Regions from separate parts of the Homo sapiens genome. Here region 2 is linked to region 1. A link is a contact called in ENCODE Hi-C or POLR2A ChIA-PET data. All regions are on one chromosome and are shown on one strand. Each heading gives the region's core, a stretch centred on a gene start or an enhancer-like site at or near the end of the contact. The rest is flanking DNA. Distances are from core to core; before and after follow the strand shown. Region 1 overlaps ATXN1 (ataxin 1). Region 2 overlaps ATXN1 (ataxin 1).

Region 1 (6,221 bases), core at 3,513-6,012:
ATTATATAATTAATCTCACTCTCTGAGGTGAATTATAGTGGGTAAAGTAAGAAAAAGGATATGGTTAATAAGAGAACAAGGTACACGTGTTCTGGTGCACCTCGATTCTTCCTTTGGGTGGTTAAGAAAAATCACCATACTGTGATAAAGACACGGTGACATCCATCTTTCTAACATGTTTGTAGAGTTATAAAAAGTAAAAGACTCATTTCACAATTTCTTAAGGATATGGATTGTCAATAAGATGCATCATTTACATTACCTAAATTGAGAGATGAGTAGCCCGATGATCTTTACTGGCCCTAGCAACTGTGCATTCGAGGGGTGTTAGACAGTACGCTTCTCTCCTTACCTTCTTCATTTCCTGGCCTGGTCCGGCTGTCAACAATCACAACCTCATTGTCAGTCCCTGACTATTCTCTGGTTCTTTCTGTTCTATGCCTTCCAGATCAACAGGTCTGTCTCCCCTGGTTTCTCCAGTTTCCAATTTCAGATGCACCTCTTGCCTCCTTTTAGAATGGTCCAGTTCATCTCCCCTGTTCCCCCAAACCAGTTATGATGGTGTTGACTGTATCTCCCTGAGAACTGTAAACTCCATTAGGGCCAGTCTTTTGTCAATCTTGTTTTCCTCCATTATCTTCAATGCCCAGCCCTATACTGGGACATAGCTGCCCCTAAAAAGGCCTTTGCTAAATTAATAAATGAGTGAGGAATGACTGAATGGGATTAAAATTAAAGACCTTGTCTCAGTTTCTCACAATTCAAAAGTTGTGCTTTAACTTTGTGCTGGCAAAATCCTAAGACACCCCAAAGTCCCCATGGGACTTTGCGAACTAAGATTTCAACAATGATTCTGCCTGGTCTTGCAGATAGGTCTTGTACATGAATGCAAAAATGGTGTGGGCAACCATGTGCAGTATATGGAAACAACCAAAAACTGCTGACCACAGATCTGAGGTCACAGCACAATTAATATGGTTAAGTATTTCCCACTCTCCTGTCTCCCTAGAGAAATTTATTCTGGTAAGCCCTTGACAACCAACACGTCTGCATTTCTGCACACCAGCCAGTGATCCACAGCAAGAGAATCCTTTCTTCCTCTCTGAGTCTTTATTGATTTTGTAGTTTGGGAGGAAGCTAAGTGCTATTCAAATACCAAATGTTCCATATGGTAGTGTTATTACCATTCCCACTACCGTTACTTGAGGCCTTCTACCTACACTCATGAGGTGCCTCATCAGAATCTGGCAGAACATTATGAACTCTTTTCCTGACCTATATTTGCTAACACATTTGTTGTCCTCTCTCCCTCTATGAACTTATTAATTTTGTTGAAATAATATACATGTGTGTATAAATCCAAGTTTTGTTTTCTTATTCATCCTCATAGTCACAGGGGAATGATTTATGACACATTAAGGAGGTATTCTTAAGCTAACATGTCTTAATTAGGAATTCAGATATTCCTCTTCTGCTGAGAAATACAGAGCTGTTCAAATTAGACCAGAAATTAGGGCCAAAACGAATGCAGCGTCTACATACACAAGCTCATAGCAGGGTAACCAGTGAAAGGCAGAGGCTGAAGCCGTACACGTCGTTCTGTGTTTGTCTCCTTCATGCCAAATGATTCTTTGACCACTTTTCCTTTCACTTTTCAACGTTACGATGGAGCCAAAGGGTCAAGAGATTCACAAACCTACAGCCTTCCCCTTCATGCATCTGTAGGATAAAGCATGCGTTTCCTAAGAGCTGGGTGTGGCGGGGGGGTCTCTTCATCTACCTTCTCTTTCATTTATTTAGTGAAATGAAGCTTATTTAGTAATGACGGGAAGAGATGAGCCAACTAGGGCAGCTCACATATGGTGCCAGACGGTGAGGGACTCTGTGCCCAAGGCACTTGCTGTACCACAGGAGCTAGGCAGCCCTGGCTGGGAAGGAAGCTCTGCTCTCACCCAACGGCTGCTCCAAGGGTGCCCCCAGCCAGGTGATCCAGACAGCCATGGTTTCAAAGCTCTGTGAAAAATGGGTCTCTGACTTGAAAACTTGAATCAGGAAGTCTCTCCAGGACTGGGATTACTCCACTAATACAAATTAAATCCATTCAGAAGTATGCTAAACCCTTTTTGTAGATACTAGAGGAGGATGAAAAGAGGGAGGAAAGAGAGGCAAAGTAATTTTGGAAGATTAGGATTATACTATGGTTCATGCCAATACCCTACATTTGTTTACTTCTATATTGATCATTTTCTCAAATGATTAAATACTCCTGAAATAGGAGTTTTAACGATTTTAAACATTTCATATATATTATTTGCAGCAACACCCAAGGGAGAAGGGTACTATTATTATCCGAATTTTACATGCAAAGTAACTTGCCCAATGTCACACTTCAAGAAAACAGCAGAGCTGGAATTTGAGCCCAGGCAGCCTGAAGCTTGCAATCTTATCTACAGCTTTTCCATCATATGGCACTAACATAGTTATATTTAATCATGTTCCCGATATTGGACATATATATATATATATATATACACACACACACACACACACACACACACATATACACATATATATATATACACACACACATACATATATAGGCACATACATATTTTTAAACTAATGAGCAGTATAACTTCAGATACATATCTAATAAAATTTTTTTATTAAATACCTTTTTGCTCTTTTTAAGAAATGAAAAATTATGCTTTCCACTGAAAAATGATTGTATCTAGTGATTTCATAGTTGTCTAAAAATACTTGGCCAGAAAGGAAGAACTTAAAATTCCCTAGGACCCTTCTACTCCTTCTGGATTTAATATTATTTCTGAAATGTCGAAATCTGGTAAGTTTCAAGGATGCTGCTGTCTAATGGAGGAAGGTTCTACAAAACAGTACAATTTACTTGACTTACAAATGACCCCCCCCACCCCCAAAACCCAAAATACATGGAAACACCATTTTGCATAATCAGTCAGCAAAAAACTCTTTTTGTTTTCAAAATTCTCAGCATTGGAAAACTGTATTAAGTAGACGCTCTCATAAACTGCCTCTGGAAATACAAACTGGTATGACTTTACTGAAAGTAATTTGGCAACAAGTTACCAAAAGCCGTAAAACTTGAAAACTCTTACATTTACCAGTATGCTGCTAAGAAATTAGCCTAAGGAAATAATTTGTAATGGGAACTAATACAGAGCTATAAGAATATTTTTGGCATCATGAAAGCAATAAAATGTCTGGGTGTGGTGGATCACGCCTGTAATCCCAACACTTTGGGAGGCTGAGGTGGGAAGACTGCTTGAGGTCACGAGTTTGAGACCAGCCTGGGCAACATGGCAAAACCTCATCACTATATAAAAAAAAAAAATACAAAAGTTAGCCAGGCATGGTGATGTGCACCTGTAGTCCCAGCTATTAATACTTGGGAGGCTGAGGTGGGAGGATCACTTGAGCCTTGGAGGTGGAAGCTGCAATGAGCCAAAATCATGCCACTGCACTCCAGCCTGGGTGACAGAGTGAGACCCTATCTCAAGAAAATAAAAAGGCAAAAAAATTAGAAACGGCTAACTGTCCAGTTAGAAGGGATATAAATTAAATAAATTTTAGAATGTTTACTCAATGGTATACTAATCATTAATAACTATACGGTAGAAAAATATCTGTTGCTATGAAAGATGTTCAGAATTATATTGTTAAGAGGAACAATACTCTTAATAATCTCTACTACTTCTACAATCTCTACTACCATTTGATGTTTGTCTCTCTAAGTGAATTTATAAATCTATAAATTTATAAATGCCTTCAGAATTATCAGCAATGCCTTGTCATCTATCCTAACTAGTGACCTCAAAATAAGTAGAAGTTATTTCCTTTCCCATAAAAAAGCAAGGGTTCCATTTTTATAAAAGAGACAGTAGGAAAAAATGGAGTCTACATGAATAGACATGTGTATGTTGTGTGTGTATGTTTGTGTGACCAGATATGTATACACCCCCACCACTATCTTGGGGACTTTACAACTCAATGATAATTATTTTCCTTTAAAGCTTTTGGAGATGTTTACCTGTACCATGTGCTTTCATCACAATGGAGAACCATAAGCTATCAGTTCCTTGCAGCAGATCTTTTCACGAAGATTTTGCTTGAGTAGAAAGGGTGGCAGTGGAGAATCTCAGTGTAAAACGCCTAGACCTGTAATTATAAAAACAATATTCTCACTGAGTTAGGCTGCTTCTGTGGTCTTCATTCACATTCGCTGAAGTCACAGAAACGGGAAACATCATATTGCATAATCTCTCACACACACATGCACACACGCAAGCATGCGCACACACACACACACACACACACAAGGTTTTTAAATCAGAATGTCAAAAACTCAGCAGGCAGAGACACAGCAGGTCCCTATCCCCAGGGATGAGTGGGTTCTGGCCAGGGGTTGCTTCCCACCCCATCTCCTCCCCTTGAGGACACCACTATCAAAATAATCCCGTTCCTGCCCCTCCTTCCCTGCTCAATGATTCTAAGATTTCTAAGAAATAACAAGCAGTCAGTTCTTCATAGAAAATGTCAGAAACATTGCTGAATTTGATGCTCTCTTTCTCTAAGACTCCTTCTAGCCACAAAATTATGCAAATTCAGTGCATGTATTTACCATTCCGGCCTCACTTTCACTTTTGAAACTACACATGCCTCTTTGTTAATAACTCAGTTAAGACATGATGTCAGTGATGGCCAAGGTCATCACGAACATTGATTAAACATTTACTATGTTCTGGGCCATGTGCTAAGGGCTTTACACACATTGCCCCACTCCACTGCAGTCTGTGAGGTGGCCAGGAATCATGTTTACCTCTGCATTATTGACAAGAAAACTGACAGTAAATACAGCCAACGGATGTTAAAGCCAGTACTTAAGCCAACAGTTCACAGAGGTCATGCTTAGGATTCTAGTACTATACCATCTCTTCAAGGCTGATCTTTCTACCAACACTTCTGTAGTTAGTATTAAAACATATCGGGGCTGGGGCATGGTGGCTCATGCCTGTAATCCCAGCACTTTGGGAGGCTGAGGTGGGCGGATCATGAGGTCAGGAGATCGAGACCATCCTGGCCAACATGGTGTAACCCCATCTCTACTAAAAATACAAAAATTAGCCACGCATGGTGGTGCGTGCCCGTAATCCCAGCTACTCAGGAAGCTGAGGCAGGAGAATCACTTGAACCGGAAGGCAGAGTTTGCAGTGAGCTGAGATCATGCCACTGCACTCCAGCCTGGTGACAAAGCAAGACTCTGTCTCAAAAAAAAAAAAAGTATCAAATCACTATCACCTCATTTTTCCCAGAGGGTTATGTCACCTAGTCTTAAAATTACTATTATTTGTTTTGGATTTGACTGTACTTTGATTTTAATTCCCAAGCTCAAGTGAAACCGACATGTTCATATTTCAACTGAGTGTAAGTTGGTGGTTATTTTAGTAAATTAAAAATGCTAAGTAATCCCAAATCCAGATGCCAAAACACTAAGCAGAAACCTAAAATCCACGTCCTGCCTAAGCGGCTAAATTTCATTAGAAACAAGTCAGATGATAACATCAAAAGGCATATATGAATTCCAAAGTAAAGATATGAAAATGAAGAGAGGAATTTCGATATCTAATACAGCCATGTCTTAAAAAATTCTTAAACATGTTTACCTGTTCACAAAGTCTACATACTAATACAGATCTTAGAATCACTGCAACACAAAATGGATATGAGCATATCAAGAAATCAACAAAATTATGTATGGGTCCCACAATAACTCTCCTTTTGTATATGTGTAGGCATTTATTTGCACTATTTTTGTTATGCCTCTGCCTTTGCATATGACACTCCCTTTGATTAACATGCTTTGCCTCTCCTTGCCATTTAGAAAATTCCTACTCATTTTTCAGCTGGACACAGTGGCTCATGCCTGTAAATCCAGCACTTTGGGGGGCCAAGGCGGGAGGATCACCTGAGGTCAGGAGTTCGAGACCAGCCTGGCCAACATGGTGAAACCCCATCTATACTAAAAAAAAAAACTAGCCAGGCATGGTGGTGGGCGCCTGTAATCCCAGTGACCCGGGAGGCTGAGGCAGGAGAATCGCTTGAACCTGGGAGGCAGAGGTTGCAGTAAGCTGAGATCGTGCCATTGCACTACAGCCTGGGCATCAACAGCGGAACTCTGTCTAAAA
Region 2 (6,850 bases), core at 1,962-4,461, 150 kb after region 1:
CTCCACTACACGCCATCACCCATATGCCTGGTATTTTGCCCTAAATGCTACACAAATAAGTTAGAAAACTCCAAAGGAGAATGGTAATATCATCATAGCAGGTGAAGTGTGAATACTAGGGGTATTACGTATATTGATTTTCTTAGTCCTTACATTGACTATAATCCCCACTCTTCAGATGAAGAAACTGAGGCACAGATAGGTTCAGGGACTTGGCCAAGGTGGTAAATGTCAAGGCTGGTATTCGAACTAGAGAGATATCAAAATTCTGGTATACCCAACCACAGATGAGGGACGCAGGCACAACCTTCACCAAGTGTGGATCCCAGCTGCAGGACAGCTTGGCATTCCCTTCCCCGTCACCCAGCTTCTATTCCTTCCCATTCTCCTTCTATTTATTCCTAGTTACTAAGAATTTTTAAGGTGCTATCACACCTCCAGGGCTACTTCCAAAAGCCTAGTCGAGCTGACTCAAAGGGAAGGTTCTTTAGGGACCTCAGCAATCCAAACACAGCAGACATCTGAGAAATCCTGAAACAAGTCTTCCTACAGAATGATGACTGCCTGCCTCTCTGGCAACTGAGAATGGGTTTTAAAAACATCCTCCTTTACTGTACAAAGTATCTGGTCACAAAGTTTGTTATTGGCAGAACCAGGATTAAAAATTATGACCTCTGCCTTTTTTCTCTCTCACCCTTATTCTCCCAAGGTGTATATTTATATGTTTTGCAAAGTAGCCAAAGGCAGACTTCAAAAGGAGCTTTCCTGTGGGGTGAGCGGTAAATGAATAACGGCTGGACTGAGAGAGCAAAGAGAAAATGAGTCATGGATATTGTGTTAAATATATAAGCGTTCGCTGGCTTTCTTTGAAATGTTTTCTCATCTAAACTTGGGAGCTGCTGGCTTTGTATTTACTCACCCTGAAACTGCATCTGGGACTCCGGAGTCAAGCTCTGAATAACATTCAAAGCCTGTATTCTTTCGTTCGAATTTTAGGCATTGCAACTTGTCATACCTATGTCTTTTACAGCAATGCAACTTAAATGAGGCAATAACTGAAATGGCTTAACCAGGGAGATGTGGTTTAGCACCATGTTGCAATCCAGCCATCCAACCCTCATGGAGGTCTCTGAGTTGGGGGAACCTACCAACAACTGGTTTACTGAGATCTCACAGCCCACACTATGATGCTTTGGGTGCCACTAACTAAAAGGTCCCTCTTTTTAATTATCTATTGCAACGGTTATATTTTTGTTCTATGGATTCTGGCCCTCCCACCTGATTCCTGACACAGAGAAAATGGCCCTCTGAACATCAGTCACGTAGGGTACTTAAGGACTAAGTGCTTAGCAGTCTGTTTGGCACACAGTAGGTGCTCAATAAATGTTGATTACCTTTCTTCCTTTTTCCCCAAATGAATGAAAAACCTCTCATCTCAGAGATGGCAACAGATTAAAAAAAGAAACTTCAAAAATTGGCCAAGCGCGATGGCGCACGCCTGTAATCCCAGCAATTTGGGAGGCTGAGGCAGGCAGATCACTTGAGGTCAGGAGTTCAAGACCAGCCTGACCAACACGGTGAAACCCAATCTCTACTAAAAATACAAAAATTAGTCGGGCATGGTGGTGCACGCCTGTACAGCTACTCAGGAGGCTGGGGCAGGAGAATCACCTGAACCCGGGAGATGGACATTACAGTGACGTGAGATTGTGCCATTGCACCCCAGCCTGGGCAACAGAGTGAGTGAGGCTCCGTCCCAAAATAAATAAATTAATAAATGGAAATGAACAATAACTTGGAATTTCCTTTATAAAATTAGATGTCTGCATATTAAATGAAGTTTGTTACTGCTTGATTACAATTTAAATTCAAGATTATCACTAAAAATCCCTTTATAGGTAGAAGTTAGGGAAAAAGATGTGTGAACGCAAAGCTTTCTGGAGTTAAAGGGTAAAACAGTATGTATATATATATATATATATAAATGTATTTATACATATATAATGTAATATAAAATATTTATGTACAATAATATATTTCTTAATTCTACAAAATACAGAAAGAATATTATAAGAAAATGTCCCACCTTCCTTAGGAACCATGTGTACCAAGACTTTTTAGGAATAGCACCCTGCCTGAAGATTGTATTCTTGCCCACTGTTCTTTCCTAACAAAATTTCCCTTCAAGTTCTCCTTTCGTTGTGAACTTCAGTTATTGCCTTTCCACTGGCTAAACACAACCACACATATCTTTCAAAAGCTAATTGAAGCATAAAGAAGTTAAACATGATTTATTCCAGGTCAAATTTCAAGTCAGTGGAAAAGCCATAAATACAGACCTTCCTCTTGCTGAGTGTTCTGGGTGCCGGGCCATGCTGCAGGGTGAAATTTTGACTTTTGATTGGTGTTTTCAAAATTCCTTTGTGTATTTAAAAGTAGCTCATATTGACAAGATAGAAGGAAGAAGCTTGGACAAATGTCATTAACGTTGCACAATTTCACATTCCTGGACCTATCACAGGTGCCACTGGTTATTAACATATGCATGTAAAACTCCCTGAAAGACACTGTATAACTGGCTCAAATGCCTACAAATGGAAGGAGGTTTAGTAGCCTAAAATATACTCTATTTTTCCCTTTAAGTGCAACTGAATCACAATCCACGAGAAGCAGTTTGTGCAAAAAAAAAATGCTCTGCATGTAAGAGCTACACTAAACTGCACTAGACCCCGTTCTAAGATAAGACCCGTATTAACAGAGCCAGGGAAGAATGAAAAGAAGATTCTGGGAGTGCAAGATGCATTCAGGGGAAAAAAACATCACAAGCACTGAGCTGCAATGAGAAATGAGGGCATCAGAGTCGTCATAAAAAAAAATCACAAGCATGTGCAGATTAGACAGATAACGAGAGAGGCTTTTTTTTTCTTTTCTTTTTTTTTTTTTTTTTTTTTTTTTTTTTAATAAAAACGGAGGTCATTCCTCTTGCTTTCAGGAGCTTGAAAAATAAACCAGAGCGACCAAGGGCTGCAAGGCTTTGACCTTCTGGTGAAGACAGCCTTTAGCAGGAGGAACCTAATCCCAGGAAGTTGTCTGTACTTTGCTTTCTGCTACCACACTAGAAGATTACTTGATCAAACAAATGGGCATTTTTCCCCATGATATCTCTGTATCATGAAAAAGTACATTTGTCATTTAATTTTTATCTAATTGTATTGCCGTTTCCTTCTCCGCCTCTTTCTCCCACCTACCCCCACCCCTCCTACACTGGCATTCTCTGTGGTCAAAGAATCTGTTTCAGTATTAGTGTTCAATATAGCAAATGTCAAGTAAACACTCTACACATTTCCTGTGCTATTTAAAGCACCCTAAGCAATTATTTGCTCTAAAGTATTAAACTGTAAATTTTCTTAGCTGGTGCCAATTCCTATAGTAATAGCTGTCACAGAAAAGTACTTTAGAGTACTCAAACACGGCTTTTAAACCGGCAACACTCATGCTACATTTGCCAAGACTTTTCTAGTTGTCATATTTTTATAGCATGTTTTTGAGACAATGGACTAACTGCAACAAAGTGTCATATGTAGCTCTTTTTTCATATTTGAAGCTTTATAGGCACACTGTAGTCTTTCAACATAATTTTTCTCCAAGCAAAAAGATGAGATAGAACATAAAAATAGGCAGACGCACATGGTCACACTTCAATCTCATCGTTATACTGCTTGGTGTTACAGGCCAGAATCATGACCATTGGAAAATATCACTCCGGCCGGGTGTGGTGGCTCACGCCTGTAATCCCAGCACTTTAGGAGGCCGAGGCAGGTGGATCACTTGAGGTCAGGAGTTTGAGACCAGCCTGGCCAACATGGTGAAACCCCGTCTCTACTGAAAATACAAAAATTAACCAGGCGTGCTAATGGGTGCCTGTAATTCCAGCTACTTTGGAGGCTGAGGCAGGAGAATTGCTTGAACTCAGGAGGCAGAGGTTGCAATAAGCCGAGATGGCACCACTCCACTCAAGTCTGGGTAACAGAGTGAGACTCCATCTCACACACACACAAAAAAAAATCACTCCATTTGATAAAGCTCCAAATCATAATAGCTGATAAAAGAGTCCCCCAACACTAGTTCTATAAAGGGTGCACACTGTATTTACACATACAAATGCATGCAGCACTTGAAAAATATTAAGCAACCAAAACATACATATGTAAATATGTGCAAAGACTAATATACTTCTACATGTATGCCCTTATTAAGTACTTTTATGTTTGACTAGATGTGCTTCTTTTGAAATCTTTTTAGCTTCATTACATGTTTTTGTAATTTCATGGAAGTAAATTAAAAGTAACATAGTTCTAAATCCTAAACAGCTAAGACTGCATTAAATTGCCACCTCCATCTACAGAATTGTATGGCCCTTGAAAAACTTCCATGGATGAGTGCAATTTGCAACCAAAACCAAAAGCCTCTTTACCTATTTTTTAAATGTAGTGAATTATTCAAACATATTTTCCAACCGATGAAAGAATTCTCTTATTCCTGCCATGCCGGGACCCATTCTGAGTTTTACACCCACCATACCAGGTATTACTACTTGCTGAAAGCCTGCATTAAAGCATTAAGGGACAACAACAAGGTTACATTATCTTAACATATTCCACTTAATGGTTTTTGATTGTGTTATGAAGTGCCCTCACATTGGTTCCCAAAAATGTTTGCTATTTTAAGAGCCACACTATTAAGAACCACAAGTCAGCCAGGCACGGCAGCTCATGTCTGTAATCCCAACACTTTGGGAGGCCGAGGCGGGAGGATGGCTTGAGGCCAAGAGTTCGAGACAAGCTTTGGCAACATAGCAAGACCCTGTCTCTACAAAAAAATTTTAAAAATTAGTTGGGTGTGGTGGTGCACAGCGGCAGTCCCAGCTAATCGGGAGGCTGAGGTAGGAGGATCACTTGAGCCCAAGGGTTCAAGGCTGCAGTAAAGCTGTGATCATGCCACTGCACTCCAGTTCGGACAACAGACTGAGAACTGACCTCTTGGAAAAAAAAAAGAAACAGGCCAGGCATGGTGGTTCACACCTATAATCCCGGTACTTTGGGAGGCCGAGGTCGGGAGTTCAAGACCAGCTTGACCAACATGGAGAAACCCCATCTTGACTAAAAATACAAAATTAGCTGGGTGTGGTGGCATATGCCTGTAATCCCAGCTACTTGGGAGGCTGAGGCAGGAGAATCACTTGAATCCGGGAGGGAGAGGTTACAGTGAGCCAAGATCGTGCCATTGCACTCCAGCCTGGGCAACAAGAGCAAAACTCCATCTCAAATGAAAAAGAACCACTGGCTGGGTGGAGTGGCTCATGCCTGTAATCTCAGCACTTTGGGAGGCCAAGGTAGGTGGATTTCTTGTGGTCAGGAGTTCAAAACCAGCCTGGCCAACATGGTGAAACCCCAGCCACTCCGGAGGCTGACGCAGGAGAATCGCTTGAACCCAAGAGGCGGAGATTGCAGTGAGCCAAGATCTCACCACTGCACTCCAGCCTAGGCAACCGACAGAGTGAGACCCCATATAAAAAAAAAATGTCTATAGACTATAGAGTTAAGATTTGTGAATTATAACCTGACAAGCTTGTGAGAGATCTGTTGGCACAGTCATATGAAATCATCCTTCTCAGGTGTTCTGTTTGCTACAAAACATAGCATGCTTTACTTGGAAGGGCATGCCTCATTTGAGTGAGGCAAAAATATTGTCATCTCACCAAGAATTCCCAACACTAGTCATGACACTGGGCATCCCCGCAAGGAACGCTCGCCTTCACTTTTTAAAGGTTTGTTCTGACCCAGTTCTTCTTTGTTCTCCATGATGGTGCGAGAAAAGAAGGAAGAAGGATGAGAGATGAAAAAGTAGGGAAAAAAGAAGAGAAAAAGGAGAGAAAACAAACAGTGATCTGGCTGGTGTGCATTTTTGTGTACTTTCGTGAAAAATATATGTATACTTTTTTGAGATGGAGTCTCACTCTGTCGCTCAGGCTGGAGTGTAGTGGTGCAATCTCAGCTCACTGCAGCCTCGACCTCCCAGGTTCAAGCAATTCTCCTGCCTCAGCCTCCTGAGTAGCGGGGACCACAGGCGTGTGCTAATTTTTGTATTTTAGTAAAGACAGGATTTTACCATGTTGGTCAGGCTGGTCTCGAACTATGGACCTCAAATAATCCACCTGCCTTGGCCTCTCAAAGTGCTGGGATTACAGACGTGAGCCACCGTGCCTAGTCTTAAAAATATTTTAAAACGTCATGTTTCTATAGTGGTTCCTTCTGAGGTGGGAAGAATGTGACAAGATTGGGGAGGTCCACATAGAGGACATCCAGTTGATGGTAATTTTAAAATATGGGTGTAGAGTTAAAGGAGTGTTCACTGAACCCTTATTTTTTATAATTTACATTTATTTTGTGAATATACTTTTGTATTTCTATTTTACTGTATTTTATTTTATATTTAGTAAAAACAATTTTTGAACATAATTTTGCAAGTTCTACAATGACACAGGTGGTAGGCAATAGAGTATAATTAGTTAAAAGCACAGGGTCTAAGGTTAAAATGGCATGCATGAAGCCCAGTCCCACCACTTACTAGCTCTGTGACCTTGGGCAAGCTACTAACCCGGTTACCTCATCTGTAAGGTGGAGATAATAATGACCTATGTAGGTTTACTGTGAGGATTAAGTGATTAGTACAGTGACTGACACATCCTAAATCCTCAATATGCCAGCCAGCCATTATTATTGTTAGAAGAACAGGCTCCCTGCATTGTGGGCTTTTCTGAGTGTGTACACTCCCTCCTTGTGTTTCTGAT

Evidence for each region. Hi-C counts contacts between places; a loop is a spot of excess contacts on that map. ChIA-PET counts read pairs that join two places held with the same protein, here RNA polymerase II (POLR2A). Pooled maps may share reads with other maps.
Region 2: a pooled map shows a loop between it and region 1 (2.0-fold over the local background). The contact joins two enhancer-like sites. A Hi-C loop is called at or near these places in 5 of 37 single-sample maps with no recorded cell type and 8 of 50 pooled maps. POLR2A ChIA-PET finds 5 or more read pairs at or near these places in 4 of 52 experiments (OCI-LY7, activated B cell, activated CD4-positive, alpha-beta T cell and 1 more).

The regions. Positions count from the first base shown.
Region 1 is chr6:16,581,714-16,587,934 of GRCh38, forward strand. ATXN1 (ataxin 1) reads right to left here. Exons shown (of 8, transcript NM_001128164.2): 4 at 4,067-4,194. Among named protein-coding and RNA genes, the nearest start is that of ATXN1-AS1, 180 kb to the right of the region's middle. Within about 2 kb of position 4,763, at least 4 of the 41 ENCODE cell types and tissues checked have a DNase peak (open chromatin) inside an H3K27ac peak, as active enhancers do.
Region 2 is chr6:16,728,525-16,735,374 of GRCh38, forward strand. The region is part of intron 2 of ATXN1 (ataxin 1); the gene reads right to left. Among named protein-coding and RNA genes, the nearest start is that of ATXN1-AS1, 29 kb to the right of the region's middle. Within about 2 kb of position 3,212, at least 3 of the 41 ENCODE cell types and tissues checked have a DNase peak (open chromatin) inside an H3K27ac peak, as active enhancers do.